Linked DNA regions of Mus musculus: region 1 is linked to region 2. A link is a loop called in an ENCODE intact Hi-C map of the cell type or tissue named here. Cell type or tissue: heart. All regions are shown on one strand.

Evidence for each region. Hi-C counts contacts between places; a loop is a spot of excess contacts. Peaks named below come from ENCODE experiments on the same cell type or tissue, not always from the same donor. Only the 100,000 strongest peaks of a DNase experiment are listed, where the experiment ranks them.
Region 1: it touches region 2 in a loop (2.9-fold over the local background); 7 of 42 quality-filtered maps call a loop at or near these places.

The regions. Positions count from the first base shown.
Region 1 is chr11:20,206,868-20,209,367 of GRCm38, forward strand. All of the region lies in intron 1 of Rab1a (RAB1A, member RAS oncogene family), which reads left to right. Among named protein-coding and RNA genes, the nearest start is that of Rab1a, 6.7 kb to the left of the region's middle. In heart, a CTCF peak has its summit at 1,049 (motif pointing right); no DNase peak of the experiment used is centred here.
Region 2 is chr11:19,923,384-19,925,883 of GRCm38, forward strand. It overlaps Spred2 (sprouty-related EVH1 domain containing 2), which reads left to right and starts at 1,059. Exons shown (of 6, transcript NM_033523.4): 1 at 1,059-1,573. The coding sequence starts at 1,548. In heart, CTCF peaks have their summits at 1,029 and 1,922; DNase peaks (open chromatin) are centred at 868, 2,098 and 2,368; H3K4me3 peaks cover 2,500 bases; H3K27ac peaks cover 2,261 bases.

The DNA of each region.
Region 1 (2,500 bases), 280 kb after region 2:
CTTACTGTGTAGAATGTGATTTTTAAGTGTTTAGAGCATCACTATCTATAATTGTCAGGTTGACAGGCAGCTGCTTGGAGTCTTTACAAAATGTTCAGGCTGCAAATTTCAGTACCCAGGAGAGTCAGGAGTTTAAAGCCAGTCTTGGTTGCAGGGCAGTCTGGCTGATAAGACTTTTCTCAGAGAAAAAAAGAGTAGAAGGAAGGGAGAGAAAACAAAACCTGAGTGCCGTTATGTGAGCTATTTTAGGCGTTACTTACTTTTTATTACTCTGTCTGAATTTCACATTGGATTTTCTTGGTAAGAGACATTGGTAAATTGCTCCCTTTGCCTTTTAAGGAGAAGGGAGTGGTTAGCCTATTCTTGTTTTCCTGTAGAAGTTGGGGCTGAAATTGGTGCTTTGGTACTATAATATTAATTTTTAAAAAATTAGTATTTATGTTTATGGTGCTTTTCCCTCATATTTGTCTGCACCTAATGGATGCCTAGTGTTAGAGAAAGGTAGAAAAGGGAGTTGAATCCCCTGGATCTGGAATTAAGGGAATTGAACCTGGATCCTCTGGAACATTCTGCATCTAGTGCTCTTAAATCCTGGGCTATCTCTTCAGCATCCCTAGAATATAATTTAAGGGAAACAAACAAACAAACAAACAAAAAAACTCTGCTTTTCGTGCCAACAGGGATTGAATTTATGACCTCCAAGTGCGTCCCCTCAACCCTAAAATTTTAAAATTTAAGCCAGATAACATTTAGATAAACATCTACTTTAAATATTCATGGAGAAGTTTTTATTACACACACACACATTTAAAAAGGGTTAGTTTTATCTTATGTCTATTGGTGTATGCATGTCTGTGGCTGAGGCCAAATTGTAAACTCCAGTTCTAAGTCTTAAAATGTAGAGACGGCAGCAGCCACAGAATATGAAATCTATAGTTAGGTTTAAGTGGCCTTTGACCTCTTTTTTTTTTTTTTTTTTTTTTTAGATTTATTTATTTAATGTATATGAGTACACTGTAGCTGTCTTCAGACACACCACTAGAGGGCATCGGATCTCATCACAGATGGTTGTGAGCCACTATGTGGTTGCTGGGAATTGAACTCTGGACCTCTGGAAGAGCAGTCAGTGCTCTTAACCACTGAGCCATCTCTCCAGCCCCCCCACCCCCATTGACCTCTTAAATACTGTAGGTTGGTCTTTTTCCTAAGTGTTTTAAGTTAAGTGTATCTGTCTTGCTTTTCTCTTTCTTGTCTATTGGATGTTTTTATTGGGACCTTAGAAGTTGTGAAGTCTTTCTGAGAGTGAAAAATCATGGAAGCAAGCCATTGAACTGAAGCAGCCATGAACACTATGCAAGACCTTCCCACAATTTGAACCTTCCCACAATTCGAACCATTGACTTCCTGTCATGGATTATCAAGGGTTCTCCAACACAGCCTTCTCTAAGAATACTCAGGGACATTTGCAGGAGGAAGATACATTTTCCTCAGTGGAGTAGCCACTGGCAAGGTGCCTGTGCTCCTGTAAACAACCCTAATGGAATTCATTGCCATCCCTCCTCGCCACCCCGCCCCCCATGGGAGTAGAGGGAGGATTAGTTGAAGGGGATCAGTGACCCTTAGGAGCAGGAGAGAGGGCCATGTGAGTATGACCAAGATAGATATGAAATGCCATACTAAAATCCAGTGTATAATTCCTGGATGCTAGTAAGTATTTTGAAAAAGTCAGTCTCAGTTCCAGAGACTTAGTGTCAAAGTTGTATTTAGTTTCATGTAAAGAAAAGGACTGATTTGGCCAGATTGGCAGACAAGAAGCCACAGCAATCCTTTGGTCTCCCTAGTGTTGGGATTACAAGTGTGCTGTGCTGTTTTTGTTTGGTTTGGTGGGTTTTGTTTGTTTGTTTGTTTCCTTTTGGTTTTTCAAAACAAGGTTTTTCTGTGTAGCCCTTACCATCCTGAAAGTTGCTTTGTAGACCACCAGATTGGCCTCAAATTCGGAGCTTCCCAAGTGCTAGGATTAAAGGTGTGAGTCTCCACCACCTGGCTGTTTTTTTTATTTTTATTTTATAATTGAAAAATTTTAAATTCTGATTCATTACTGTTTCCACTAATGTTCTTTTTCTGGCCTAAGATTCAATCCAGATTACCATGCTCTGTTTATGTCATATTAGTTACCTTTGTTCTCTGAGGTCTCTCCTTTTTCATGATCTAGGCTTTTGTCTTTTTGAGACAGGATCTTGCTTATGTTATGTTGCAATCTTAGCCATTGTTGGCCTGAAGCAGGCTGGAAACTTGTAGGAGAACATTCTTTTAATGTCTCCAGAGTACTAGGATTATAGGCAAGTGCTTGGCTTAATGATTTTGATAGTTATTCGTTCTTTGTTTTCTTTTTTTTTCTTTTTTAAGACTTATTATTTTATGTATATGAGTACACTTCAGACACACCAGAAGAGGGCATCAGATCCCATTACAGATGGTTTTGAGCCACCATGTGGTTTCT
Region 2 (2,500 bases):
TGGATGCATCCTCCTTCTGCCCCCGCACATTCAAAAAGAAAGAAGGAAGGAAAGAAAGAGAGAGAGAGGGGGGGGGAGGGAGGGAGGGAGGGAGGGAGGGAGAGAGAGAGGGAGAGAGAGAGAGAGAGAGAGAGAGAGAGAGAAAGAAAGAAAGAGAGAAAAAGGAAGGGAAGGGAAGGAAAGGGAAGGGAAGGGAAGGGAAGGGAAGGGAAGGGAAGGGAAGGGAAGGGAAGGGAAGGGAAGGGAAGGGAAGGGAAGGGAAGACGGGTCGGGGGTGGAGTAATGAGTTCCTGGGTCTCTCTTTGGCCAAACCCCATCAAAGGTAGTAATCTGTGACCCAGTAAACTAAGAGTAGACTTCTAAGAGCTGGAGACAAGAAACGTTATTCACAGACTGGATAATTTACTTTGGTGTTACCTTTAAACTTCATCTCTGCCTGCAATGCCAAAGTTTTATGGCTGTTTGCCTTTTGTTTTCTGCGTACATATTTTTAAAAATATGCCCGCTCTAGGTGGGCATGGTGTTGCATGACAGTAATCCCATCGTGTGGAGGCCAGCGGAGGCCACCTGCACTGCCCCCAACCCCCACCCCGCAGTGTTTCTCCAAACCCAAACTCTCTGGCAACATCTAAACTCCTCCCCATCTCCGCCCTCCGCCACCTCCCCCCTTGATTTTTAATCCGAAGGTTTGGAAGGAGGGAGGGACAAAACGGGAGCCAGATGTGCTCTTGTCTTCGGCTCCCGCCTCCTCCCTCTTGGGCTTCCTAAAACCCGGAGCACCGGAGACAAGGATTCGGATCCTGACAAACGCAGTGCCAACCATGCTGTTCCGAGGCTCCTCCCTGACTGGAAGCTAGCGGGAGGGGGAGTAGAAGAGGGGCACGCTCAGTAGGCGGGACAAAGTGTTTTGTGAGTGTGTTTTTTTCCTCTCTCTCTCCTCTCTCTCTTTTATTTTGGTCGCAAGTAGGAAGCTTTTTGCACTCCACCACCTCTGGCCGCTGGGAAGACGTCATCGCTTCCGCCCTACTTCCTCCTCCTGTTGGCGGCGCTGAGAATCCAATATGGAGTAAATCGGTGGAGTGGCGAGATGGGGCTCGGACGGGGCGCCCTGCACCGCCTCCCAGGCGCATCTCCCCCGGCCGCCGAGCACTACCCGGAACCCTGATTGGCCCGGTCCCCGGGGGCGACCCCGGCCCGGCCCCAGCGCAGCCGACTGCCCGCCCGCCGCCCGGAGCGTGCTTGTTTTTCTGCTGCTCTCCCCCTCCGGGTCCCCTTCCCAAATCTCGCCTCTGCACCCCCTCAGAGCCCCGGGGCCGTGCCCGGCCGGCCCACGGCGTCCGCTGCCTGGTGTGCCCCTTCCCAGACCTCGCCCTGATCTCGGGGCTCTCCATTTCCCCGCCTGCCTCGGCGCCCCCTTCATCTCTAGCTCCCCCCCTCCACCACCAAATCAGGAGATGTCGGAGATGTGAAGAAGGGGGGCGAGCGCACAGGAAGATGAAGGGAGCCAGGCTGCATGCCGCGGGACAGGCGTCTAGGTGAACAAGAAAATGACCGAAGAAACACACCCGGACGAGTAAGTTAGCCGCGGGTGGGACGCGGGTGCCCGGAGGGGTGGTGTGGGGGCCGCCGCCAAGGACGCAGGAGGGGACTCGTCGGAGGAACTTGGCCTGGGGTGCAGCCGCTGGCTGAGCTGTCGGGGCTATGCGCGAGGCTCTTGACTTGGCTGGGGGAGACGGCAGAAACCGCCTGGGGTCTGCAAGTCCAGGTCGCAGCCCGGGCCAAGGGCGCGCAAATGACCTCGGGGCGGTCCTCGGGCTGCGGGAGCGGAAGCTCTGACGCCCTCCACGCGGGGCATCCCGGGGTCGATGGGTCTGTGTGCATGGTGACTTTGTGACTCCTGGCACTGCTGCCCTCCCATAGCCCTCTCCGGAGCCCTCTGGGGCCCGGGCTCCGCCATTTCGTTTTCTTGAATCGCTCTCATTTGCATACCACATTTTCATTCATAAAAACACGGAGGAGTTGGGGGAGGGCCAGTCGGGCTCGGCACAGGGTCAGTGCGCCCGGGTCCTCGCAGCGGCCAGAGCGCGGGAGCAGCCTGCCGAGTCCCGGCGCGCGTGAGTGTGTGCACGCGCGTGTGGGCCGGCACACGCGCCCCGCGGTGTCGGGGCAGCACTGGGGGCGGATCCGAAGCGTGTGCAGCGAGGGCGGGAGAGCGTGCGGGGAAGCGCGCTCCTGGCATGTATGTGAGGGAGAGCGCGTGCCCGTGCGTGTGCCCGGCCCGCAGGCCCGAGGGGAACAAAGCTCTCGGTGCTTAGTCAGAGGTGCTTGTGCTCGCCCCTCGGGGAGACCCGGGCTTGTCACCGTCTCTGGGCCAAGTGGCAGCTGCTTCCCGCCTAAGTCGCACTTAGGTTTGGATCTCCGCTCTAGTAGTGTTCGAGGCGTTTCCCTCTCGGGGAGCTGGGGGCGGGGCTGCCCGTGGGCCCCAGCGGGTACTTAGCCA